2 separate regions of the Homo sapiens genome follow, and region 2 is linked to region 1. A link is an interaction called in ENCODE POLR2A ChIA-PET data of the cell type or tissue named here. Cell type or tissue: GM12878. All regions are shown on one strand. Each heading gives the region's core, and the rest is flanking DNA. Links, peaks and the distances in the headings are about the cores only.

What was found. ChIA-PET counts read pairs that join two places held together with the same protein. Peaks named below come from ENCODE experiments on the same cell type or tissue, not always from the same donor. Only the 100,000 strongest peaks of a DNase experiment are listed, where the experiment ranks them.
Region 2: POLR2A ChIA-PET joins it to region 1 with 5 read pairs; 1 of 35 experiments calls an interaction of 5 or more read pairs at or near these places.

Annotation. Positions count from the first base shown.
Region 1 is chr17:38,248,178-38,260,559 of GRCh38, reverse strand. It overlaps the pseudogene NPEPPSP1. Among named protein-coding and RNA genes, the nearest start is that of MRPL45, 43 kb to the left of the region's middle. RefSeq lists an enhancer at 2,990-3,523. In GM12878, for the core only: no CTCF peak of the experiment used is centred there; a DNase peak (open chromatin) is centred at 4,131; H3K4me3 peaks cover 1,072 bases; H3K27ac peaks cover 542 bases.
Region 2 is chr17:38,646,809-38,662,724 of GRCh38, reverse strand. No RefSeq gene overlaps it. Among named protein-coding and RNA genes, the nearest start is that of EPOP, 20 kb to the left of the region's middle. RefSeq lists enhancers at 3,520-4,019, 5,435-5,729. In GM12878, for the core only: no CTCF peak of the experiment used is centred there; a DNase peak (open chromatin) is centred at 8,094; H3K4me3 peaks cover 1,427 bases; H3K27ac peaks cover 3,127 bases.

The sequences.
Region 1 (12,382 bases), core at 395-8,394:
CAATATCATGCCATTGCAATCCAGCCTGGGCAACAAGAGCGAAACTCCATCTCAAAAAAAAAAAAAGTGTTTAGTAAGCACTCGATAAACATTCAATTACAGTTAATTAAGTTATTATTATATGGGCTGGGCACAATGGTTCATGTCTGTAATCTCAGCCCTTTGGGAGGCCTAGGTGGGCAGATCACCTGAGGTCAGGAGTTTGAGACCAGCCTGGCTAACATGGTGAAACTCCATCTGTACTAAAAATACAAAAATTAGTCGGGCATGGTCGTGGGCGCCTGTAATCCCAGCTACTGAGGAGGCTGGGGCAGGAGAATTGCTTGAACCCATGAGGTGGAGGTTGCAGTGAGCTTAGATCACGCCACTGCACTCCAGCCTGGGTGACAGAGGAGACTCCAGCTCAAAAAAAAAAATTATTATATGTTATTTAAATTATTATTTCTCTGACCAGTAAGTGGTCATAGAACTACATATATATAAGAAAAGGCCCCATCTCACACCTTAGTTTGAAAGGATTGCAGATTTTCAATCTGCCTTTCTGAAAAGTATGTAGGATTCAGAGGCTAAGAGGCCAGGCCCAGAGTCCAAAATTGTGCTGCCCAGTACAAGAGCCACTAACCACACGTGACTACTGATCACGTGAAATGTGGATAGTCAGAATTTAGATGTGCTATAAATGTAAAATACACGCTGGATTTCAAAGTTGGTGTGAAGAAAATAAGTAAAATATCTCATTAATTTTTTTTTTTTTTTGAGACGGAGTTTCGCTCTTTTTGCCCAGGCTGAAGTGCAGTGCTGTGATCTCAGCTCACTGCAACCGCCGCCTTCTGGGTTCAAGTGATTCTTCTGCCTCAGCCTCCAGAGTAGCTGGCTAGGATTACAGGCATGCGCCACCATGCCTGGCTAATTTTTGTATTTTTAGTAGAGACGGGATTTCACCATGTTGGTCAGGCTGGTCTTGAACTCCTGACCTCAGGTTATTCACCTGCCTTGGCCTCCCAAAGTGCTGGGATTACAGGCGTGAGCCACCGTGCCCGGCCTCATTAATATTTTTTATATTGATTACATGTTGAAATGATAATATTTTGGATATGTTGGGTTAAATAAGATGTGTTTTCATTTGTTTCCTTTTTACTTTTTTGTGATGTGGCTACTGTAAGATTTAATACTACCTAGTGGTTCACAGTATGTTTCTGCTGGACAGTACTGGTCCATTACAACATACTACATTCAGTTTTGGAAATTACAGGGTTCTATCTGAGAAATTTCTATAAAGAAATATGAAGATTATGGATAAATCTCCTTGCCTTTGACACTTTAAATAACATTTTTTAAATTGTTATTTCATTTTTATTTTTTTAGAGACAGGGCCTCACTCTGTCATCTGGAGTGCAGTGGCACCATTACAGCTCACTGCAGCCTCCATCCACCTCCTGGGCTCAAGTGATCCTCCCGTCTCAGCCTCCCGAGTAGCTGGGATCATAGGCACACGTCACCACACCTGGGCCCACTGTTTTTTTTTTTTTTGAGACAGAGTCTCGTTGTAGCCCAGGCTGGAGTGTAGTGGCGTGATCTTGGCTCGCTGCAACCTCCGCCTCCCGGGTTCAAGCGATTCTCCTGCCTCAGCCTCCCTAGTAGCTGGGACTACAGGCACATGACACTATGCCAGGCTAATTTTTGTATTTTTAGTAGAGATAGGGTTTCACCATATTGGCCAGGCTGGTCTCGAACTCCTGACCTCGTGATCCACCTGCCTCAGCCTCCCAAAGTGCTGGGATTACAGGTGTGAGCCACCGTACCTGGCCCTGGCCCCCCTTTTTAAAGATAATTTCAGTTACATTATATATATATATATATATATATATATATATATATATATGCATTTATATATATACCTCCTCAATTTGCAAGGTATCTACAGAACTGAGAGAGCCACAGATAGTTCACCATTAAAGAGGCCATGATTGCTGAAGGATCTTTTAGTTTAAAAAGAAACAAAGATGAAAATGGGGAAAAGGTGAAACATCCCATTTTATTTTATTATTTATTTATTTTTTTTTTTTTGAGACAGAGTCTCACTCTGTCGCCCAGGCTGGAGTGCAGTGGCGCAATCTCGGCTCACTGCAACCTCCACCTCCCGGGTTCAAGCGATTCTCCTACCTCAGCCTCCCGAATAGCTGGGACAACAGGCGCCCGCCACCAAGCCCGGCTATTTTTTTTTTTTGTATTTTTAGTAGAGACGGGGTTTCACCATATTGGCCAGGCTGGTGTTGAACTCCTAACCTTGTGATCCGCCCGCCTCGGCCTCCCAAAGTGCTGGGATTACAGGCGTGAGCCACCGCGACCGCCCGAAACATCCCATTTTAAACATTAAATCATGGAAACAAAAATATAGTTTTTGAAATCACTCCCTCAAAAGTCCAGATCTCATTGGTTGAAGTAACCTAGATTATTAAAGGTTTTTTTTTTTTTTTTTTTTTGAGACGGAGTCTTGCTCTGTCGCCCAGACTGGAGTGCAGTGGCGCGATTTCGGCTCACTGCAAGCTCCGCCTCCCGGGTTCACGCCATTCTCCTGCCTCAGCCTCCTGAGTAGCTGGGACTACAGGCGCCCGCCACCACGCCCGGCTAATTTTTTGTACTTTTAGTAGCGACGGGGTTTCACCATGTTAGCCAGGATGGTCTCGATCTCCTGACCTCGTGATCCGCCCGCCTCGGCCTCCCGAAGTGCTGGGATTACAGGCGTGAGACACCGCGCCCGGCTATTAAAGGTTTTATAACAAAACTTTCAAATCATCCTTTGAATTTGCTACTAACAGGAACTGAGGCCAGAGAGGCTCAAGTCAGGGCTTTTCGCTGACCTGGAGGCAGAATCCAGTTTGGGGTTTTGCTTGTAACTGGTATTTTATGCATGCGACCCTGGCTGAACTGACCAACTGCGTAGGCTTCAGTTTCCCGAGGGCCCCTTATGCCTTTCCTTCCTCTGATCAAGCCCTTCCCGGCTCCTTCCAGTTGGAAGGCCGCCCCCAGTCCTGAGCGGCGCCGACAGGTGCAGCGCCCGCCTCCCGCCCTGCGCTCGCGCGGGCAACCCTACGCCCTCCCGCCCCGCCGGCCGCGCCCTCGTCCTCGCCGCTCCGCCCTCTGCCCCGGCGTGCGCGCGCACTCCACGGGGGCGCGCCCGGCCGGCGGGGCCGCGCACGCAGCCGCCGCCACCACTTCCCCCTCTCCATCCCTCCTTGCTGGCCCTCCTCCCCTTCCCTCCCCTCCGCCCCCTTCCCCGTAGGCAGCTCGCCCGCCAGTCCGCCCGCACCGCCTCCTTCCCAACCCCTAGCGCTCCGGCTGGGTCTCTCCCCCGCCCCCCAGGCTCCCCCGGTCGCTCTCCTCCGGCGGTCGCCCGCGCTCGGTGGATGTGGCTGGCAGCTGCCGCCCCCTCCCTCGCTCGCCGCCTGCTCTTCCTCGGCCCTCCGCCTCCTCCCCTCCTCCTTCTCGTCTTCAGCCGCTCCTCTCGCCGCCGCCTCCACAGCCTGGGCCTCGCCGCGATGCCGGAGAAGAGGCCCTTCGAGCGGCTGCCTGCCGATGTCTCCCCCATCAACTGCAGCCTTTGCCTCAAGCCCGACTTGCTGGACTTCACCTTCGAGGGCAAGCTGGAGGCCGCCGCCCAGGTACAGCGACCCTCGGGCCCCGGGGCAAGCTGCGGGGCGAGCAGTTAGGCCGCGCCCGCGGGCTGGACTCAGGGCCCGGCCGGGAGGGCGGGCGGGCCTCGAGTCGGGGCTGGGCGGCCGCAGGGCGCCGGGTTCGGCGTGCTCTGCCTTTCTCTGTTGGGGCTGGGGCTGGGGCTGGGGCTGGGGCTGGGGCTGGGGCCGGGGCAGGGACCGTGGCCGGAGCTGAGGCTGGGGCTCGGGCTGAGGCCGCGCTGCGGGAGCTCTGGGGAGCCGGCGGCCCGGCCATTGCGCCCCTCCCCGGCGAGCACACCTGTGTGGGGCTTTCCCCCCCGCCCCGGACCCTTCTGGGCTTGATAGTGTTCCGGGGGAGGCTGGAGGGTGTTGGGGGAGGACGGAGAGGTCATGGGAGTCCCCGCTCTGCCTAACCACCTGACTCAGTTCTTTCTTTGGTTTCTCTCTACACCTCTCGGGTGATAGATTGGAGGGAGTGGTCATTTGGGACTCTGGCCGCCGCGTTGGAGCGAGGAGGGGAGCTTCTAGAAGGGCGGGAGAGGGTGAGAACGAGAATGTTAATCCTAGGCAGCCTCTCTGACTTCTCCCCGCCTGCTCCAGCCCAGGGGCTGGGTTTCCAAGATGATCCGCCCCCTCCCCCTTTCCCTCAAGTGACAGTGCAGCAGTGACTTTGTTCTCTCCTAACCTCTAGAGAAGCTGTGGGAGGACCCCATCTCCGCTTTTCCACCTATCTTCCTAGCTTTGCGGCCTTCGAAGCTGGTGGATTTATTGCTACCGTGATGGTTGCTTAGCAGTACCTTCCTCTCCCAAGAAGCTGGCTGGGCGCAGTGGCTCATGCCTGTAATCCCAGCACTTAGGGAGGCTGAGGCGGGCGCACTTGAGGTCAGGAGTTCGAGACCAGCCTGACCAACATGGTGAAACCCCCGTCTCTACTAAAAATACAAAAATTATCGGGGCGTGGTGGCGGGCCCCTGTAATCTCAGCTACTCGGGAGGCTAAGGCAGGAGAATCACTTGAACCCGGGGGGCAGAGGTTGCAGAGTCGAGATCGCGCCACTGCATTCCTGCATTCCAGCCTGGGCGACAGAGTGAGACTCCGTCTCAAAAAAAAAAAAAAAAAAAAGGAAAGAAAGAAGCTATTAGTTATAACATACCACCGGTGAAAATATTCCATTACTCTTCACTGCAGTTTTTGGTGAATCATACTCCCCTCCCTCCTCCCGCAGCATTATCTGAAGTATTGTTTGATTTTGGAGACCATCAGTATAGATGCCCGACAAACATCCTGCACAATAGGCATTTATGATACTATGTAACAGGAAGCCTGTAATAAAAATGGGAACTGTTTGATAGTTATCTGTAAATAGAATGTTAGTAAATATATTTTGTTTCATTTCTTTTCCTACTGCAGTCTGGGGTCGGGGGAAATCAGTAGGCTCCCACCTTAAAGAACATGGTGTATATAGTAATGAAATGAAGTGAAGACTTGTGCTCGAATGAATTGAATGTTGGTAGTTGTCTTTGAAAACCAAGAGGGTACGGTACTCAGATTAAAAATATGTCTAAAAGTACAGAATTTAAAAGTATAGTTATCTATACTTTATACTTATCTGTGATAGATAACTATAGCTGTCACATTTGGGGCATTGGTGTGAAAGCAAGAGGGCTCTAGGATTTGGCAGCATCAAAAGGCAGAACTTAGTGAAAATCAGGTGATTTAAAATTTTTCCATTAAGAATATGAATCAGAACGAATGCATCTTGGGTCTAAATTAGAATTTGAGAAGGTTATTTGGGAAACTGTGGCTTAAGCCAAGTGACTAGAGTGTTTGATATATATTGGCAAGGGGCAGATGGGAGGGATTGTAAACAGTAGTGTGTCTTGTGACTTGGCAAACCTTTGGGAAAGAGAACCTAGTGATGAATGAGTTCGCATTATGTGAAAAGACTAACATTAAAAAAAACATTTGTTTCTTTACCCCATTAGTTGCCAAAATGGATTCATAATTTTTGGAGGCAGACATATTTTGGGAAAAGTCTAGAAAAAAGTACAGATTTTTAAATAATTACTTATTAAAGAAGTGAGTTTGATTTAAGTATCGGGATAGAACAACAAGCAGTGACATGTTTCTCCTTACCTCTTTTCTACTTTAGTGGAAGACTGGTTTGTGCCATTGAGTGAGCATATGGTAATATACTAGATATTAGCAGGGACTTGTTAATTTGATGCAAGGAAATAAATAAAAAATAAATAAATTTTGTAAGTAGCATGAACTTTTCAAAACACTTTTTTTCCAGAAATTCTTTTCAGGCTAGATGGCAACACAAAGATGACGCAATAGTGAATTCCAACAGGTTTTATTAAAGGATGATTGGACTTTTAAATTGTACTAATTGACATGTTTGGAAGGGTAAAAAAATTAACATTGGTAAGAAGTAAAAAGCATATATTAATGTTTTTGAAATCCATGAATTAGAGCAATACGTTTAAATTGTGGCATTAGGTGGTATCTTGTGGGAATTTTAAAATATTCACAAAATTCTTTTTTTTTTTTTGAGATGGAGTCTCGCTCTGTCGCCCAGGCTGGAGTGCAGTGGCACGATCTCGCCTCACTGCAAGCTCTCTGCCTTCCGGGTTCACGCCATTCTCCTGCCTCAGCCTCCCAGGTAGCTGGGACTACAGGTGCCCGCCACTGCGCCCAGCTAATTTTTTGTATTTTTAGTAGAGATGGGGTTTTACTGTGGCCTCGACCTCCTGACCTCGTGATCTGCCCGCCTCGGCCTCCCAAAGAGCTGGGATTACGGGCGTGAGCCACTGTGCCTGGCGACAAAATTCTTTTTTTTTTTTTTTTTTTTAAATTTATTTTTTTACTGATAATTCTTGGGTGTTTCTCACAGAGGGGGATTTGGCAGGGTCATGGGACAATAGTGGAGGGAAGGTCAGCAGATAAACAAGTGAACAAAGGTCTCTGGTTTTCCTAGGCAGAGGACCCTGCGGCCTTCCGCAGTGTTTGTGTCCCTGATTACTTGAGATTAGGGATTGGTGATGACTCTTAACGAGCATGCTGCCTTCAAGCATCTGTTTAACAAAGCACATCTTGCACCGCCCTTAATCCATTTAACCCTGAGTGGACACAGCACATGTTTCAGAGAGCACAGGGTTGGGGGTAAGGTCACAGATCAACAGGATCCCAAGGCAGAGGAATTTTTCTTAGTGCAGAACAAAATGAAAAGTCTCCCATGTCTTCTACTTTCTACACAGACACAGCAACCATCCGATTTCTCAATCTTTTCCCCACCTTTCCCGCCTTTCTATTCCACAAAGCCGCCATTGTCATCCTGGCCCGTTCTCAATGAGCTGTTGGGCACACCTCCCAGACGGGGTGGTGGCCGGGCAGAGGGGCTCCTCACTTCCCAGTAGGGGTGGCCGGGCAGAGGCGCCCCTCACCTCCCGGACGGGGCGGCTGGCCGGGCAGGGGGACAAAATTCTTATCTGTAGAAACCTATATTTATGACTGATATTGGATCAGTTTCCTAACAGTTGGAATCACATAACACAAAATATGCAAGTTGCTTAGTTGCTTTAGTTACAAAATTTTACGATAAGCCCAGAGTATTTGTACAGGTTACATATTAGAAACTTAGTGGATTTATTTTATTTTTTATTTTTATTTTTTTGAGACGGAGTTTCGCTCTTTCTCCCAGGTTGGAGTGAAGTGGTGTGATCTCGACTCACTGCAGCCTCCACCCTGTCCCCCTGCCGGGTTCAAGTGAGTCTCCTTGCCTCAGCCTCCTGGGTAGCTGGGACTACAGGTGTGTGCCATCACGCCCAACTAATTTTTGTATTTTTAGTAGAGATGGGGTTTTGCCATGTTGGCCAGGCTGGTCTCGAACTCCTGACCTCAGGTGATCCCCTTCCCTTGGCCTCCCAAAGGGCTGGGATTATAGGCATGAGCCACCATGCCCGGCCAACTTAGTGGATTTTTAACCTGGCCTGGGGTGTGGACTGCTGCAGAAGGTGAAGAAATTAGTCCATGTTCAGTGATTTAAAAATTAGTTGTCTTGGCCGGGCACGGTGGCTCACACCTGTAATCCCAGCACTCTGGGAGGCCGAGGCGGGCGGATCACGAGGTCAGGAGATCGAGACCATCCTGGCTAACATGGTGAAACCCCATCTCTACTAAAATACAAAAAATTAGCTGGGCGTGGTGGCGGGAGCCTGTAGTCCCAGCTACTCAGGAGCCTGAGGCAGGAGAATGGCGTGAATCTGGGAGGCGGAGCTTGCAGTGAGCTGAGATTGCGCCACTGCACTCCAGCCTGGGCGACACAGCAAGACTCTGTCTCAAAAAAAAAAAAAAAAAAAAAAAAATTAGTTGTCTTTCACATTAGTGTGGTCTAGCTGGTTTTGAAAATTTGTTATTATACAGAAGTTTCTCTAGGCCCAAAATTTATTTCATTCCCTGTCCCCTCCCTTTACACTGGATACTTGAGAGCAGTGGACTTTTGTAGATATTTCATATTTTGATCCTCTCCGTTTGTGGATAATTAATTAAAATGAATTATAAGTTTATGTGTGTGACTACTATTTATGATTATGAGTGTGTAGTGGTTGGTACAATAATTGGGTATTCTTTTTTTTTTTTTTTTTTTTGAGATGGAGTCTTGCTCTGTCACCCAGGCTGGAGTGCAGTGGTGCGATCTTGGCTCACTGCAGCCTCTGCCTCCCGGGTTCAAGCAATTCTCCTGCCTCAGCCTCCTGAGTAGCTGGGACTACAGGCACGCGCCGCCATGCCTGGCTGATTTTTTTGTATTTTTAGTGGAGATGGGGTTTCACCATATTAGCCAGGATGGTCTTGATCTCCTGACCTCATTCCATCTTCCTCGGCCTCCCACAGTGTTGGGATTACAGGCGTGAGCCACCGTGCCCAGCTGGGCTTTCTCTTATGGAAATACTTTACCTGTGCCAGAGAAACTAAGTTTATCATTCAAGGCCAGAAATCAGGATATCCTAGCCAACCCCTGGCCTCTACTAACAAAATATTCATGTTGGAGATAACTAAATTGGCACTAAGTGAAGAGTTGCCAATATAGAAGTTTGTTTGGCATATTAAAAATTTGGCACCTGAATGGTTATTGTCAATTCTGTGTTACAAATTTTTTGCCCAAATTCTGCATATTTTCTCTTTTTTTTTTTTTTTTTTTTTTTGAGATGGAGTTTCGCTCTTGTTGCCCAGGCTGGAGTGCAGTGGCATGATCTCAGCTCACTGCAGCCTCCACCCCCCCAGGTTCAGGCAGTTCTCCTGCCTTAGCCTCCCAAATAGCTGGGATTACAGGCATGTGCCACCACGCCCAGCTAATTTTTTCTGTTTTTAGTAGAGACGGGGTTTCTCCATGTTGGTCAGGCTGGTCTCGAACTCCTGACCTCCGGTGATCCACCTGCCTCAGCCTCCCAAAGTGCTGGGATGATGGGCGTGAGCCACCGAGCCACCGTGCCTGGCTTCTTTTTTTTTTTTTTGAGACGGAGTTTTGCTCTTGTTGCCCAGGCTGGAGTTCAATGGCGCGATCTCGGCTCACCGCAACCTCTGCCTCCCAGGCTCAAGCGTTTCTCTTGCCCCAGCCTCCAGAGTAGCTGGGATTACAGGCGCGCACCACCAAGCCCAGCTAATTTTTTGTATTTTTAGTAGAGAGAGGGTTTCATCATGTTGGCTAGGCTGGTCTCAAACTCCTGACCTCAGGTGATCCACCCGCCTTGGCCTCTCAAAATGCCGGGATCACAGGCATGAGCCACCGTGCCTGGCCATTTTCTGCATATCTTCTATGTAATCATTTTGGCCGACACTGTGGCTCACTCCTGTAATCTTAGCACTTTGGGAGGTGGAGGTGGGAGAATTGCTTGAGCACAGGAGTTTGATACCAGTGTGGGCAACATAGCAAGACCCTGTCTCCAGGGAAAAAAAAAAAAGGAAGAAATTTTCTTAAAAAAAATTCATATATATAAAATTAAATTCAAAATATTGGTGATAAGGAATTGAATTTGTTCAGATTTTCTGTTTTTTGAAATGTATCTATGAGGAAAGAAGTATAATAGTTTTGTATGCTAAGCTTTGTCTAATTCATCTGGCAATGAATTCTGCAGTGATTTTTCCAGATAACTGAAGTTTACCCTTTGAGGCCCTTAGACATTTTTAAAAAAGTTTACTAGGCTGGGTGTGGTGGCTCACGCCTGTAATCCCAGCACTTTGGGAGGCTGAGGTGGGTGGATCATGAGGTCAGAAGTTTGAGACCAGCCTGGACAACATGATGAAACCCCATCTCTACAAAAAAATACAACAATTAGCCGGGCGTGGTGGCACATGCCTGTAATCCCAGCTACTCGGGAAGCTGAGACAGGAGAATTGCTTGAACTCAGGAAGCGGAGGAGCGGAGGTTGCGGTGAGCTGAGATCACGCCATTGCACTCCAGCCTGGGTGACACAGCGAGACCCTGTCTTAAAAAAAAAAAAAGTTGACTAATCTGAATGGAAATATTTCTAAAATACATTATCTTTTTATGCTTTGCAATTCCTCATAGTGTAGGTTTGTTTCATTGTTTTTTTTAAATACTGAACTTTATTCTGAACATCTCTTATTGACCCCAAACTATGTACTATAATTTATCAGTTTCATGTCTGTTTTTTTTTCTTTTTTTTTCTTTTTGAGACGGAGTTTCGCTCTGTTGCCCAGGCTGGAGTGCAGTGGCACAATCTCGGCTCACTGCAACCTCTGCCTCCCGGGTTCAGGCAGTTCTCCTGCCTCAGCCTCCCTAGTAGCTGGGATTACAGGCATGCACCACCACGCCTGGCTAATTTTGTATTTTTAGTAGAGACAGGGTTTCACCATGTTGGCCAGGCTGGTCTTGAACTCCTGACATCAGGTGATCTGCCTGCCTCCGCCTGCCAAAGTGCTGGGATTACAAGTGTGAGCCACCGCGCCAAGCCATATCTGTTCTTTTTTTTTTTTTTTTTTTTTGAGACAGAGTCTCACTCTGTTGCCTAGGCCAGGCTGGAGTGTGCAGTGGTGCGATCTCGGCTCACTGCAACCTCCACTTCCCTAGTTCAAGGGATTCTCCTGCCTCAGCCTCCCTAGTAGCTGGGATTACAGGTGCATGCCACCACACCTGGCTAATTTTTGTATTTCTGTAGAGACCAGGTTTCACCATGTTAGCTAGGCTGGTCTCAAACACCCGACCTCAGGTGATCCGCCCGCCTCTGCCTCCCAAAGTGCTGGGATTACAGGCATGACCCACCGCGCCTAGTCCATATCTGTTCTTTTTTTTTTTTTTTTTTTTTTGAGACAGAGTCTTGCTCTGTTGCCAAGGCCGGAGTGCAGTGGCGTGATCTCAGCTCACTGCAACCTCCGCCTCCCGGGTTTAAGCGATTCTCCTGCCTCATCCAAGTAGCTGGGACTACAGGCACCTGCCATCATGCCAGGCTAATTTTTGAATTTTTAGTAGAGAAGGGGTTTCACCATATTGGCCAGGCTGGTCTCGAACTCGTGACCTTGTGATCCACCCGCCTCGGCCTCCCAAAGTGCTGGGATTACAGGCCTGAGCCACCGCACCCGGCTAGCCTGTGTCTGTTCTTTAAAATTGTTTTGTTTTCCTTACTCTCAGATTCTTCTTGCTGCTTATTGTGCCTTGTTGCTGCCTGTTGTGCAATTTCTTCCCTCTTGTATTTTACTGAACTTCATCTGAAGAAGCCTTAGTAGCCAGATAAACAAGCTTGTTTGGGCTAAAAAATCAATTGCTGTGTGAGAGTTTGTTGGATTCTCTTCTGAGTAAAGGGTATGTGTTTTATTGTACGGACTTTGTATCACCTATTTTGGCTTTTCATCCAGGCCTTTTTTTTTTTCTTTCTTTTTAGCTTCCTGGTTCTAGATACAACTGATACTCTGATACAACCTGGGTAAATGTGGTCTTGAGTAGTAAATTATCTGTGAAGCTTCTCCGAACTTTGCCACATAAATGAGCCTGCTCTTGTTGTGAAGTAAATCTTACTCTAATCTGTATGTGAGTCAGTGGGAAATAACTGAGCCTTCGGATGGCTTTTGTTGTTAACTGAGATTAGTTCTCTAGATTTTAGTGATTTTGTTTTGAACACCATACAAGTATGTGGTTCTTGGTTTATTTGGTCACTTGTAATCTCTTTAAAATTTTATTTTAAATTAGGAAGTATTTTAGAAATACAAGAAAGTCACACACTATGAGATTAAACAGATGTTAACATTTTGCCCCATTTTCATCAGACTGTGCATGCTTTTTTTGGGGGGGAATAAAATGTCACAGATACCACTAAAGCCCGTTTCCATCTCGTCCCACCCTGCCTCTAGAAGTAACTTCTTTCTTCAGGTAGGTGCGTATTATTCCTTTTTATTCCTACGTATAGTTTAAAACTTTAATTGCATATTAGTAGCCACAAACATCACATACCAATATTCTGTGCCTTTTGCATTTTTACATTAATGGTAATTATTTTTGACCTTCTGCAAATGGCTCTTTTCAGTGTTTCTTGTTAGAAAACTTGGCTCAACTTGAGTTTACTAATTATCTGCTTCTTCTTGTCTTTAGCTATTATAGAACTGTTCCACCAAGGCAACAATTATTGCTATTTTAATGGTGAAATCAGTTTTATTAGGCAAATTGACTCAGGCTTCAGACTGGCATTTGGAATTGT
Region 2 (15,916 bases), core at 3,100-11,099, 400 kb before region 1:
CCCAGCTACTTAAGAGGCCAAGGTGGGAGGATCACTTGAGCCTGGGGAGGTGGAGGTTGAAGTGAGCAGTGATTGCACCACTGCACTCCAGCCTGGGTGGCAGAGTGAGATCCTGTCTTAAAAAAAAAAACAAGATCAGATACAGGATGAGGAAGGTCCACTGGCCTTGGCAAGCAGGATGGCACCAGTGACTCTAGTGAGATCTTCCTGGGGAGTAGGGATGAAACGGGAGGGAAAGAAGCAGATCCAGCCCATGCATCTCTTTTGAGGAACTTGGATGAGGAAGGGCAGAGATGAGGAAGGCTCTAGAACGAACCCAGGATCCAGCACGATTACAGTGCGTTAGGAGAGAGGGAGGGGTTGGGGACACCGGAAAGAAGAGAGGAAGGCCTCTGTGGAGGGCAGGTGCTGGGCTCCAGAGCTCAGGTGGACAGGGATGGACAAGCGTGTTCCCAAACGGGCTCAGACTCCTGCTCCTATGCACATGCACACACACACGCACGTGCACGCACACATGAACACACATGCACACACACCTGACACAAGAGCCTGGAGACAGGCTGGGCACGGTGGCTCACACCTGTAATCCCAGCACTTTGGGAGGCCGAGGCGAGTGGATCACTTGAGGTCAGGAGTTTGAGACCAGCCTGGCCAACATGGTGAAACCCCATCTCTACTAAAAATAAAAAAAAATTAGCTGGGCACGGTGGCAGGTGCCTGTAGTCCCAGCTACTTGGGAGGCTGAGGCAGGAGAATCGCTTGAACCCAGGAGACAGAGGTTGCAGTGAGCTGAGATTGTGCCATTGCCCTCTAGCCTAGATACAGGGCGAGACTCCGTCTCAAAAAACAAAAAACAAAAATAAGAAGAAGAGGGGCTGAGTGTAGTGGCTCACACCTATAATCCCAGCATTCTGGGAGGCCAAGGAGGGAGGATTGCTTGAGGCCAGGAGTTTGAGACCAGCCTGGGCAATATAGTGAGTCCCCCTATCTACAAAAAATAAGCAATTAGCCGGGTGTGGTGACGCATACCTGTAGTCTCAGATGCTTGGGAGTCTGAGGTGAGAGGATTGCTTGAGCCTGGGAGGTCAGGGCTTCAGTGAGCTGTGATTGCCCCACCACACTCCACCCAGAGAGACAGAGCGAAACCCTGTCTCCAAAAATAAAAGTAAATAAATAAATATATTAAAAAATTAGCCAGGCACAGTGGCATGTGCCTATTGTCCCAGCTACTCAGGAGGCTGAGACAAGAGGATCACTTTAGCCCAGGAGTTTGAGGCCGTAGTGAGCTATGATCGCACCACTGCACCGCAGCCTGGGTGACAGAGTGAGAACTTATCTCAAAAAAAAAGAAAAACAAACAAACAAAAAAACACTTTGGGAGGCCGAAGCGGGTGGATCATGAGGTCAGGAGTTCAAGACCAGTCTGGCCAACGTAGTGAAACCCCATCTCTACTAAAAATACAAAAATTAGCCAGGGGTGGTGGTGGGCACCTGTAATCCCAGCTACTTGGGAGGCTGAGGGAGAATCACTTGAATCCGGGAGGCAGAGGTTACAATGAGCCAAGATCGCGCCACTGCACTCCAGCCTGGGCGGCAGAGAGACTCCATCTCAAAAAAAAAAAAAAAAGGCCGGGTGCAGTGGCTCAAGCCTGTAATTCCATCACTTTGAGAGGCCGAGGTGGGTGGATCACCTGAGGTCAGGAGTTTGAGAACAGCCTGGCCAACATGGCAAAACCCCGCCTCTATTAAAAATACAAAAAGTAGCCAGGCGTGGTGATGCACTCCTATAGTCCCAGCTACTCGGAAGGCTGAGGCAGGAGAATCGCTTAACCCAGGAGGCGGAGGTTGCAGTGAGCTGAGATCACTCCACTGCAATCCAGCCTGGGCGACAGTCTCAAAACAAACAAAAAAACCAGAAGGGAAGTAGGGAAGTGAAGTGTCCTCCACCCTTGGTCCCTCCCACAGAGAGACTTGTCCTGGGGAAATAAGCACTGCAGTTCCAAAAGACAGGAGCTTATGGAGAGAAGAGGGGAGACTGGGGATCCATTCCCAGGGTTGCGGTGATCCTTGATCCCATGGCCCTGGTAGTGTGGCAGCAGGACTGCCTTTGCTGTTTTTGTGCCCCAGAGAGTGGGGACCTGGGAGCAGGAGCTGGATAGAGAGTAGGGAACCCCTGTGGGGAATCACGCCTATGGCTTATGAGGTCCATGTGTGTCTGTGTGGCCCTGTGAACAGGGAGCTCTGTCTGTGTGTCTGCTGGAGGGGGTCCTTGGGTTTGTTCGTGAGTCAGGAAGGAGTCTCTGGATATGCATGTGTGTGCACCGGCCTCGAGTGTGCGATCTCCTGCATTCGTCTATCCCACGTGCATGCGTGTGCATCTCTTGGCTCTGCACAGCTCTGTGTCTAGGAGTGTGTAACATGTGTCCCCCCTGCCTTGAAACAGAAACTAGGTCAGCCTGGAGATGTGTGGGCAGGAGTGGAGTTAGGGTTGGATTCTTCAGCAGTACCAGGCTGGATGGGGAGCGTCATCCAGCTCCCCATTCAAATTGGCCAGGTGCAGTGGCTCACTCCTGTAATTCTAGCACTTTGGGAGGCAGAGGTGGGAGGATTGCTTGAGGCCAGGAGTTCGAGACCAGCCTGGGAAACATAGGGAGACTCTGTAAACAATTTTTTTTTTTTTTTGAGATGGAGTCTCGCTCTGTCACCCAGGCTGGAGTGCAGTGGCGGGATCTCGGCTCACTGCAAGCTCCGCCTCCCGGGTTCACGCCATTCTCCTGCCTCAGCCTCCCCAGCAGCTGGGACTACAGGCGCCCGCCACCACACCCGGCTAATTTTTTGTATTTTTAGTAGAGACAGGGTTTCATCGTGTTAGCCAGGATGGTCTCGATTTCCTGACCTTGTGATCTGCCCGCCTCGGCCTCCCAAAGTGCTGGGATTACAGGCGTAAGCCACCGCGCCTGGCCCAAAAAATTTTTAAAAATTGGCTAGGTGTGGTGGCTTGTGCTTGTAGTCCCAGCTCAGCTACTCAGGAGGCTGAACGGGGAGGATTGCTTGAGCCCAAGAGATCAAGGCTGCAGTGAGCTATGATTGTGCTGATGCACTTTGGTCTGGGTGAGACAGCAAGACCTTGTCTCAAAAAATAAATTCATAGTAATGCCCCTCCCTCCATCCCTTCCTCCTCTACATTAACCTTGGCATAAAGAGAAGCTGCAGGTAGCCTCTGAGGGGCTTCTCCCCTTGGTAGGGACAAGGACTGAGAGGCATCTGACCAGAAGCGGGAGGGAGGGCTGGGTTTAGTTAAGACGAAGGTGTGGGCACCTATTTCTAGATCTTGCCAGGGATGTGGGAAGGGGCAGCCTGCATTGTTTTCTGCATTCCTCTGGGCAAGGACACAATAGGGCCAGGGCACTCTGCCTAGGGACCTGGCTGCATCAAAAGGACCTCCAGTGCCAGGAGGGAGAACCCTTCCTCCTCTGGACCCTGAGTGCTCCATTCAGGGAGACATCGGTTTGTCTGTTCCCCCAGCGCTGAATGCTCCTTGATCTGAGGTCCGTAAGTCCCAGACCCATAACCCACCGCATCGCCTGTGTATAATGGGAGCGGGGAGTGTAAATGCCAGGATCCACATGGGCAGTGGGCCAGCCCCCGTGCCAAGCCTCTTTGGGGGAGGAAGTGCTCTCCCCACCCCAGCCTCGCGCCCACCCTGCCTCCAGCTTCCCACTTCCTCCTCCATCTGAGCCTTGCAGCAGCAGCACCTCCTCTCTGGGGCCCAGCCAAGTAGCACTCAGCCCACGGCAGGCAGGCTCACAGCAGCCACAGAGCAGCCTTGCTCCCCGGCACCTGCTCCTCTCCTCTCCCAGCCTCCTCCGGACCCTCCCTTCCTGTCTTCTGCAACCTGGAGTTTGCACGGAGAGCCCCCTGTCATGTCTGGGGCTCTGTGTTGGGTGCCTGGTTGGTCCAGTTGGTCCAAGTCCTGATGAGCTCTATGTCACCCTGAGCAAATGTGGCCATCACCTCTGTTAGTCCTTTCTGAGTTCCAAGTCAGTCCAGACCCCTGTGGCCACTGTGGGTTCCATGTCACTCTGGACCAAAACGGGCACCACTTCAGTCTAATCCCTGTGGGCTCTGTGATTTCCTGAAGCAACATGGGCGCCCTATCATTCAGTCCCACCCCACCAGGCTCCATGTCACTCCAGGCCCTGTGAGCCCTGTCTCAGTGTGGGCTGCTACAGGCTCCCTGACACCCTGGGCTGGGTTCTGTGTTGGTTTGGGCCAAGTTAGGTGTCCTATAGTTCTAATTCCATGACAGGCTGGACACTGTGGACAGACACCATCTTGATCAGCACCGTGGACCTCCCCTTAGGCCAGACGCCTTTGGGCTCAGCCTCTGATCCCACTCTGGACTCTTGTGGGTCCTGTGTTCGCCTGAGCCAAAGGGAGCTCCGTGTTGCTCTAGCTCCTTGTAGTCCCTCGCCACTTTATGGGGGCCGGGAGGCCAGCAGCACTGGCATCACCTGAGTCTTGCTAGTAATGCAGACTCTTAGGCCCCACTCCAGGCCTCCCTAATCGGAATTGCATTTACCAACAAGATCCTAGACGATCCTGGCACATGTACAAGTTTAAGAAGCGCCATCATCAAATGCATGCTGACCTGAATCAAGGCAGGAACCTTGCTGACCTAATTCCACGTGAGCTCCATGACACCTGGGCCAGTGTGGTGACAAGAGACACCCCCCCCCCGCCCCGTGCCCCATGTGAGTGGAGGTGTTCTCCCTCTAGACACCCCTACTCCTGCCACACAGGTCTATGCCTCTCCTCTGTCTCCCCTTCTTTTCTTCCACTCGGAGGCCTTGCCTCTAACCAACTTCCTTCTCCAAAACCAATGCCCATTCCCCTGCCCAGCGTGTCTGGCACCCCCTGCACAGAATCCAAGCACAAAGGGCTTTTGTCATCCCTCACTCTGAGCCTGGCTCTGGGGCTCCTCTTGACCCTCCCTCCCGGCCAGCCTCCTGCCGCCACCTCAGGCCACCCCAGCTGGAGGCTGCTGCGGTACTTTTCCATCCCTGCTGTTCTCTGCCTTACACACACATTGCACAGATAGATCCAAAGTCTATATCTATATATACCTCTCACCCCCCCACCCCCGGACGTCGTGCGTCTCGTTTGCCAGGCTGTGGTCGTGCAGTCTGTCGCTCGTTAAGGCTCTGTCTCAGATTTGCATGTTTAATATTTTATCCAGGAAGTGCTTCTGGCTGGGGCTCCGGGAGGTGGTGTGAAGCCGACAGAATGTCAGGCCCCGGAATGGTTGCTCACGGGTGGTGGCGGTGGGATGAGCGTCTGCGGGACTGGGGATGGTGACGCCAGTTCCTGGCTGCTTGTCTGGGCTTCAGCATTGGGGTGGGGTGGCAGGAGGTGGGCTTGGGGAGAACATGTTGGAGATCAGCTCCCCCAGCTGCACGGACAGCTTCCCTTCTTTGGGCCACATGGCTATCAGAAGGAGGGGCCCCGAATTTGAACTTACTTTTTAGGTTCAGCAGCTCCACTAGGTCTTAGTCACTTCCGTGTCCGGGGATTTTCCAGGAGGAAGAAGCCCTTTGACTCCATGGGGAAATGGCGGTAACTCATCCTCTTCCTGGTTCACCCTGTACCCGGGACAAACCATGTAGGAGAACAGAGTGGGAAACAGAAAATGGGCTGCCACGGTGTGACCTTGGGGAGCCATTGAGCTCTTCTTTTTCTTTTTTTTTTTTTTTGAGACAGAGTCTTGCTTTGTCGCCCCGGCTGGAGTGCAGTGGCGCCATCTCAGCTCACTGCAACCTCCACTTCCCGGGTTCAAGCAATTCTCTGCCTCAGCCTCCTGAGTAGCTGGGATTACAGGCACTCACCACCATGCCCAGCTAATTTTTGTATTTTCAGTACAGATGGGGTTTCACCATCTTGGCCAGAGTGGTCTCAAACTCCTGACATCAGGTGATCCGCCCGCCTCGGCCTCACCTCCCAAAGTGCTGGGATTACACCGTGTCTAGCCAAGGCCAAGGTCTTTTTTTTTTTTTTTTTTTTTTTTGAGACGGAGTCTCGCTCTGTCACCCAGGCTGGAGCGATCTCAGCTCACTGCAAGCTCCGCCTCCCGGGTTCACGCCATTCTCCTGCCTCAGCCTCCCAAGTAGCTGGGACTACAGGCACCTGCCACCGTGCCCAGCTAATTTTTTTTTATTTTTAGTAGAGATGGGGTTTCACCATGTTGGCCAGGCTGGTCTCGATCTCCTGACCTCTTGATCCGCCCACCTCGGCCTCCCAAAGTGCTGGGATTACAGGCATGAGCCTTTTTTTTTTTTTTCTGAGATGGAGTCTCTCTCTGTTGCCCAGACTGGAGTGCAGTGGTGTTATCTCAGCTCACTGCAGCCTCCACTTCCTGAGTTCAAGTGATTCTCCTGCCTCAGCCTCCCAAGTAGCTGGGATTACAGGCACGTACCACCACGCCTGGCTAATTTTTGTAGAGATGGGGTTTCATTATGTCGGCCAGGCTGGTCTTGAACTCCTGACCTCAGGTGATCCTCCCACCTCAGCCTCCCAAAATACTAGGATTACAGGCATGAGCCACTGCGCCCAGTGTATTGAGCTCTTTGGGTTCCTGTGGGTGACAGGAGAGGACCACAAGCATCTTTACCCTCGCTGCCCCCCAGCATGTTAGAGACCTGAGTCAGTGGCAGGCACTACAGAGCACTGAAGAAATCCCTTCTGTTCCCAGATATTTGTAAATAACTCAGCGGGCAGGAGGGGGAAAGGAGGGAGAAAGATGAGGCTCTGGCCCAAGGGCAGATGGAATTATCTGAAGATGGAGAAAGGGAGGCGGGGAGCAGACAGACACAGGCCTTTCATTCTGACCCTTGCCAGGCATGAAGTGCCTGATTGTGCTTGTGTCCAGAGGGCTCAGTGGGGCCTGGAGGTCAGAGGGAGAAGGGATTGCCTGCTCCATCCCCCAGGTCCCTCGGGAACAAGCTCTCCACACAATTCTGCTGCCGTCTGGTGGGGGTCAGACAGAAAGGGATTCTTTTTTTTTTTTTTTTTTTTGAGATGGAGTCTCGCTCTGTCACCAAGGCTGGAGTACAGTGGCGCAGTCTTGGCTCAATGCAACCTCTGCCTCCCGGGTTCAAGCAATTCTTGTGCCTCAGCCTCCCGAGTAGCTGGGATTACAGGCGTGCCACCACGCTGGCTAATTTTTGTGTGTGTGGGTATATATATATATATATAGTTTTTTTTTTTTTGTAGAGATGGGGATTTACCATGTTGTTCAGGCTGGTTTTGAACTCCTGACCTCAAATGATCCACCTGCCTGGGCCTCCCAAAGTGCTGGGATTATAGGTGTGAGCCACCACGCTCACCCAGAAAGGGCTTCTTAGCAACAGAGGGGGCATGGCCCCAGGTCCCACTCTCCCCACCCCTTGCTGAGTTTCAGGGCCTGGAGGTTTATCTGTGCAGAATTTCTGGAGTCAGCCCTGGTTGGGGCAGGAGCAGACGAAGGGGGTGTGAGTGGGAGGATGTATGTGATTATCTCTCAGCCTGCAAAGGGGACCTCCTCCTACCTCAGACAGTTCCACATTTGCTCCCAGCTGCTCCTCCCCCAGGTGCCAAGTTGGGAAGTTCTTCCCGGCGTCTAGCTTCAGCTCTTTCCACTGCCACTGCAGTGCGATTACTCTCTGTTCTGCTATTTGGGGGCCGGAGGGGAGGCAGTTAGGGATCTTCACGTCCTGGGGTTTGTGCCTGATGTGGAAGCCAGGAGTTCAGTCTCCCTCTCCTGTTCGTTCTCTGCCCACATCCATACAGCAATGAGCCCCTATGTAAAGGGATGCCCTCCTGCCGGCACCCCACCATCCACCAGTGACAAGGAGTTAGGAAGCTTAAAGGGCCTCCAAACCGCCGACACCACCAAACCCTGCACCGAAGTACAGGCATTTTATAAGAGGGTGCCCTCTGCTCCTCACAATTCCCTCCATCTAGGTCAGTGGTTTGCGAACGCCTTTCGGGACTTTTTGTACACTTGGGACTTTTTGTTCAAAGATATCATGCAGAAGCAGAGAGAAACAAAACCAAGAACAGCCAAGCTGCTGTGGGGCCACTGAGGGCTGGGGCAGGGCGACCTGCCGCCTCCACTCCTCCAGCCTCCCGGAAGCTCCTCCTCCTCCTCCTACCCCACTACATCCTACGGGGGCTTCTGAGAGGGCCCTGGGGATTCCCAGTGCTTGGCGGGGCACAGTTAGAAAAACACTGATCTGCAAAACTAAGTTCCTTAACTCCTCGAAGCTGCCAATTAAAGGGAATGGGGGCCAGAGTCGATAAGAATATAACGAGCAGTCCCACAGGGCCAATTGGATGACAGGGAAAGAGGAGGTAGAGAGATGCTGAAGAGCAGAAAGAGCAGACTGCAGACCTGACAGGCTCTGCAGGCTGGGGCCATTCCATCTGGGGGCAACGTTGATTGGTCCTCAAGAATCTCCGGGATCTGGATGGAATTATAGCGCATGCTGTGGTTGCGGGGCAGGTCTGGGCTTCAAGGAAAAGAATTACATGATAAATTTGAGAAGAGCACCTTCCATAGTGGTTAAAATACAAAAATATGGAACAACGTGCATCCTTGAAGGCAAGTCCTCAGCCCGCTGGGTCTGTATGAAAAGCTCATAGCCTTAGGGTCTTGAGCAGTGGTTCTTAACTGGGGGGATTTTGCCCTCCCTCCCCACATTTGGCAATGTCTGGGAACATTTTTGGTTGTCACAACTCAGGAGTTGCTAATGGTATCTAATGGGTAGAGCTCAGGGACGCTGCTAAGTATCTTACGATGCTCCGGAAAACCCCCTTCAACAAAGAATTACCCAGCTCCAAATATCAATAGCACTGAGGTTGAGAAAGCCTGGTCTAGACTCTAGACAATACTGGAGTCTTTACTGTATTTATTTATTTCCCCGAGTAGAGGGTATGTTCCTAAAAGTTAGAAATAATGACTTTCCTGCTTGTCTACTGCATCTGCCTGAGCACCTTATGCTCAGCAGGTGCTTTACAAGTATTTGTCAGACAAATGTGAGAATAAAGAACCCACCTTGACATGGTCAGCAGCACTCCCCTTTCTATCCAGAGCTGGGTTTGGCAGAGGCACATGCTACATCTCAAGTTTAGTTAATAGGTCTTGCAAGGGATCCTGACCCCAGGCAACCCTGGGAGAAAGCTGGGGAGGGCCCTCCCAAAAGTGCCTGAGCTATTGACTCAAAAATACCAGATGCTCATTTCTGATGCAATTTACATCTCATATGCATACTGCTTTGAATATGATTTGCAAGCTGCTCCTTTAAAGTCAAAAGACACATGGCCGGGCATGGTAGCCCATGCCTGTAAACCCAGCATTTTGGGAAGCTGGGGCAGGTGGATCACCTGAGGCCAAGTGTTTGAGTCCAGCCTGGGCAACATGGCAAAACTCCATCTCTATTAAAAATACAAAAATTAGCCAGGGGTGGTGGCAGGCGCCTGTCATCCCAGCTACTCGGGAGGCTGAAGCAGGAGAGTCGCTTAAACCCAGGAGGCGGAGGTTGCAGTGAGCCAAGATTGCACTATTGCACTCCAGCCTGGGCAACAAGAACAAGACTCCGTCTCAAAAAAAAAAAAAAAAAAAAAGGCCCAGCGTGGTGGCACGCACCTGTAGTCCCAGCTACTCTGGAGGCTGAGGCATGAGAATTGCTTGAACCCGGGATGCAGAGGTTGCAATGAACCAAGATTGTGTCACTGCACTCTAGCCTGGGCGACAGAGCAAGACTCTGTCGAAAAAAAAGAAAAAAAAAAAAAGAAGAAGAAAGACACAGTCTTCTGGCCTTGTCTTGCTTTTTTCTACTTCTATAGGGACCTCTGTCTGTCCCCACCCCTCTTTCTTGGCTCACTCTCTGGTGAACACCCATCTGTTGGGCCCACATTCACTTAGGTTCCCCAGAGCCTGGCACAAAAAACTTAGGAAATCCGTGGATGGTGAGTTGCAGAAAAACAGGCAGGCCCCTTGAATTCCAGCTGCCCTCTGTGGTCACGATCACGGTTTTTGGTGCCCCACATGGCTGAGTTTCAACCCAGCTTCTGCCATTCCACAAACAGTATGATCTTTTTTTTTTTTGAGACGTAGTCTCGCTGTCACCCAGGCTGGAGTGCAGTGGCACGATCTCGGCTCACTGCAAGCTCCGCCTTCCGGGTTCACGCCATTCTCCTGCCTCAGCCTCCTGAGTAGCTGGGACTACAGGCGCCTGCCACCACGCCCGGCTAATCTTTTGTATTTTTTTTAGTAGAGATGGGGTCTCACCGTGTTAGCCAGGATGGTCTCGATCTCCTGACCTCGTGATCCACCCACCTTGGCTTCCCAAAGCGCTGGGATTACAGGCATGAGCCACCGCACCCAGCCACAAACGGTATGATCTTGAGCTAGTGAGTTAATCTCTTTGTCCCTCAGTCCCCTCATCTGTGAAAGAGGGATAATAATATTTACTTCATGGAATTCCTGTGATGATTCAATAAGAAAATCTATTAAAATGGCAGGTTTTTGGTAATTTGGTAGGCGCTCAAGGAGTGGTAACTGATGTGCTTATTATTATTATTATTATTATTATTATTATTATTATTATTATTTTGAGACAGAGTCTCACTCTGTCTCCCAGACTGGAGTGTGGTGGCTCCAATATCTGACTAATCCTGAAACAGAAGACAGAGATGAAGAGAGCAGGAAACTGACTTTTAATTTAAAAAAAATTTTTTTTTAAAGACAGGGTCTTTCTCCCAGGCAGGAGTATAGTGGTGTGATCATGGGTCACCACACAGCCTGGAACTGCTGGGCTCAAGTGATCCTCCTGCCTCAGCCTCCCCAGTAGTTGGGACTATAGGCACATGCCACCGCCACATCCAGCTGATGTTTTAAATTATTTATTTTTGTAGTGACAGGATCTTGATGTGTTGTCCAGGCTGGTCTTGAACTCCTGGCCCCAAGTGATCCTTCTACCTTGGCCTCCCAAATTGCTTGGATTACAGGAGTGAGCTACAGTACCCAGTTGGAAATTGACAATCAATTTTTTAAAAATTTCACATCCAACCTGAGCAACTTGGTGAAACTCCATCTCTATCAAAAAATACAAAAATTAGTTGGGTGTGGTGGCTCACGTGCCTGTAGTCCCACACGCTTGGGAGGCTGAGGTGGGCAGATTGCTTGAGCCTGAGAGGTCAGGAAGTTAAGGATGCAGTGAGCTGAGATCGCACTACTGCACTCCAGCCTGGGCAGCAGAGCATGACTCTGTCTAAAAAAAAAAAAAAAAAAAAAAAAAAAAGATTCACAGAATTGTAGGACATGAATCTCCAAAATGAATGAGCTGAGCTTCTGCTTCTGTGTAAGATGGAGTAACAGGTAATTGATTTATCTTCCCACTAGAAACAACTAAAAAAACCAGACAGAATATTCAGAACAATGGGGTTCAGATACTGGACATCAGGCAGCACAGCCCAGTGATCCCTGACAGAAGAGAAACAAAGCTCCTACAATTTTTCAAACCTATTACCTGGAGTGAGTTTCCAGCCACAGTACAGAGCAGAGTAAGTCAGTCAGAGTCTGATGGTCTACCTGAGTTGAGGAGGTTAAGTTGGGAGACAAGAGAGGCCCAGAAGTTCACTGGGTAAGGTATTAGAAAAGAGTTCTGCACAGAGGGCTAGGCGCGGTGGCTCACACCTGCAATCCCAGACTTTGGGAGGCCGAGGCGGGTGGATCACCTGAGGTCAGGAGTTCGAGAACAACCTGGCCTATGTGGTGAAACCCCGTCTCTACTAAAACTACAAAAAATTAGCCGGGCATGGTGGCAGTTGCCTGTAATCCCAGCTACTCGAGAGGCTGAGGCAGGAGAGTCGCTTGAACCTGGGAGGTGGAGGTTTTGGTGAGCCGAGATCGTGCCATTGCACTCCAGCCTGGGCAACAAGAGTGAAACCCTGTCTTAAAAAAAAAAAAAAAAGTGCCAGACAGAGGAAGAGAATCCTGAAAATTTGCAGGGGATCCCACTTGAGTCTTCAGCCGAGTACTAATCAGTGCATGTGTGTGAGGAAACCACCTGAGGCCAGGTCAAGACCATCCAACGGAGGAGAGAGAATGATTCCGAGACTCACACAAGGCTGGGAATTGGTTATGGTCCTGCTAGCAGAGAGACAAAACATTATAACTAACAGGGCATCAGATAGTACTCAGAAGGGTATTGACTCAGTAATGGGGCAAAATTAGCCCTAGACTAAAGTCTGTTCTAGTCCCGCCTAACAAAGCTTAAAAATTAGCCTCAAAGGGACCAAACTTTTGTGAAGTAGCTTCGCTTCATCCCAGAACAAAACTCAAGAATTGTTATTAGAAAATAAATCTAGGCCACACATGGTGGCTCACACCTGTAATTCCAGCACTTCATGGGGCCGAGGTGGGCGGATCACAAGGTCAGGAATTTGAGACCATCATGTTGATGAAACCCCATCTCGACTAAAAACACAAAAAATTAGCCCGGCATGGTGGCAGGCACCTGTAATTCCAGCTGCTCAGGAGGCTGAGGCAGGAGAATCACTTGAACCCGGGAGGCAGAGGTTGCAGTGAGCTGAGACCACGCCACTGCACTCTAGCCTGGGCAACACAGCAAGACTCCGTCTCAAAATAAATAAATAATCAATCAATCAATCAATCAATCTAGGCAAGGCACAGTGGTTCACACCTGTAATCCCAGCACTTGGGGGGGCTGAGGCAGGTGGATCACTTGAGCTTAGGAGTTCAAGACCAGCCTGGCAAATATGGCGAAACCCCATCTCTACTAAAAATACAAAAATTAGCCAGGCATGGTGGCGCATGCCTGTAATTCCAACTACTCAGGAGGCTGAGGAAGGAGGATCACTTGAACCCAGGAGGCAGAGGTAGCAGTGAGCTGAGATCGAGCCACTGTACTCCAGCCTAGGGGACAGAGTGAAACTGTGTCTCAAAAAAAAAAAAAAAAAAAAAAAACAGCCAGCTACGGTCGCTCACACCTGTAATCCCAGCACTCTGGGAGGTCACAGTGGGCAGATCACCTGAGGTCAGGAGTTTGAAATCAGCCTGGCCAACACGGTGAAACCCTGTGTCTATTAAAAATACAAAAATTAGCTGGGCATGGTGGTAGGCGCCTATAATCCCAGCTACTCGGGAGGCTGAGGCGCGAGAGTCACTTGAACCCTGAAGGCGGAGTTTGTAGAGAGCAGAGATCGTGCCACTGCACTCCAGCCTGGGTGACACAGCAAGACTCTGTCTCGAAAAACAAAACAAAACCAAACAAAAAAACAGCAAGATGGTGGATTTTAAATAAACAGTTTAATGATACTGAATAAATTTATACAGTTGTGCAACCAAGATGGTAGATTTAAACTCAATCAGATCAACAATTAAAATAGATATACATAAACTAAACAACCCAATTAAAAGGCAGATGAAAAAGCAACACCCATCTATATGCTATCTACAAGAGACCCGCTTTAAAAATAAAGACACAAGGCCGGGCACGGTGTCTCATGCCTGAAATCCCAGTAGTTTGGGAGGCTGAGGCAGGCAGATTGCTTGAGCCCAGGAGTTCAAGACCAGCCTGGGCAACATGGTGAAAACCCATCTCTACTAAAAATACAAAAAAATCAGCCGGGAGTGGTGGCATGTTCTGATAGTGCCAGCTACTCAGGAAACTGAGTATTGGAATTTGAGGTTGCAGTGAGCCAAGATCATTCCACTGAACTCTAGCTTGGGTGATGGGCGTGAGACCCTAGCTCAAAAAAAAAAAAAAAGAAAGAAAGAAAGAAAAAAAAAGAAAAAAGGCACAAATAGGTAGAAAGTACAAGAATATACTAACATTAATCAAAAGAATGCTGGAGGCCGGGCCGCGATGGCTCACGCCTGTAATCCCAGCACTTTGGGAGGCCAAGGCAGGTGGATGACCTGAGGTCGGGAGTTCGAGACCAGTCTGACTAACATGGAGAAACCCCGTCTCTACTAAAAATACAAAATTAGCCGGGCATGGTGGCACATGCCTGTAATCCCAGTTACTCAGGAGGCAGAGGCAGGAGAATCGCTTGAACTCGGGAGGTGGAGGTTGCAGTGAGCTGAGATCAGGCCGTTGCACTCCAGCCTGGGCAACAAGAGTGAAACTCTGTCTCAAAAAAAAAAAAAAAGGAATGCTGGAGTGGCTATGTTAATAGAGGATAGGCCATGCCAAAATGAATTTAAAGGACTCTTATCTTGTTTAGGTATAACATGCATAAGCAAAGGACACAAATCTTATGTAATAGCTTAATAAATTTTCCCATAGGTATATGATATAACCATTCCCAGATTCACAATGCAGAACATTTTTTTTCTTCTTTTTTGAGACAGGGTCTTGCTCTGTCACCCAGGCTGGAGTGCAGTGGCGTGATCTTGGCTCATTGCAACCTCTGCCTCCTGGGTTCAAGCAATTCTCCTGCCTCAGCCTCCTGAGTAGCTGGGATTACAGGTGTGCACCACCACACCCAGCTAATTTTTTGTATTTTTAGTAGAGATGGGGTTTTGCGATGTTGGCCAGGCTGGTCTTGAACTCCTAACCTCAGTTGATTCTCTCACCTCAGCCTCCCAAAGTGTTGGGATTACAGGCGTGAGTGTACCTGACCTAATGTTTGTATTTTTAGTAGAGATGGGGTATTGCCATGTTGGCCAGGCTTGTCTCGAACTCCTAGGCTCAAGTTATCCACCAGCCTCGGCCTCACAAAATGCTGGGATCATAGGCGTGAGACACCCCACCCAGCACAGAACATTTTCCATCTCCAGAAGGCACCCCCATCCCAAACCTGTCCCTACAGGTGACTGTTTCTGTCTTCTATTAACATAGGGTTTTGTTGTTATGTCTCGCTCTGTAGCCCAGGCTGGAGTGCAGTGTCATGATCTTGGCTCACTGCAATCTCTACCTCCTGGGTTCAGGTGATTCTCCTGCCTTAGCCTCCCAAGTAACTGGAATTACAGGCACGTGCCACCATGCCTGGCCAAGTTCTGTATTTTTAGTAGGGACGAGATTTCACCATGTTGGCCAGGCTGGCCTCAGCCTCCAACGTGCTGGGATTACAGGTGTGAGCCACTGCACCTGGCCCACTATAGTTTTGTTTTTCTTGTTTGTGGGTTTTCTTTCTTTTTTTTTTTTGCCTGTTATTGAACTTCATAGAAATGGAATTATTATATAGTACATACTCTTTTATATCTGGTTTCTTTCACTCAACAATTATGTCTGTAAGATTCATCCATATTGTTGAATGTATTATTATTATTTTGAGACAAGGTCTCACTCTGTTGCCCAGGTTGGAGTGCAGTGGTGATGGCAGCTCACTGCAGGCTCAACCTCCCATGCTCAAGCAATCCTCCCACCTCAGCTGCCTGAGTAGCTGGGACTAGCTAATTTATGTATTTTTTTTTAGGTACAGACCATGTTGCAGTTTTGTCATGTTGCCCAGGCTGCTCTCGAACTCCTGGACTCAAGTGATTGCCCCACCTCAGCCTCCAGAGTAGCTGGAACCATAGGCATGTGCCACCCATGCCCAGTCAATTTTATTTTATTTTTTTTGGTAGTGATGGCTTCACACTATATTGTCCAGGCTTGTCTCCAACTCCTGGGCTCAAGCAAACCTCCCGCCTCTGCCTCCTAAAGTGCTGGGATTGCAGGCATGAGCCACTGTGCCTGGACCATTTTCAATGCTGTATGGAATTCTGTTGTGTGACTATAACACAATTTACTTATCTATTGTACTATTGATGGACTTCAGGTTTGTTCTAGTTTTTGGCTATACATGATTTTTGCTGGAAATACACGTTTATGTTTCTTGTGTACTTACCTTAGAGTTGCTAGATAAT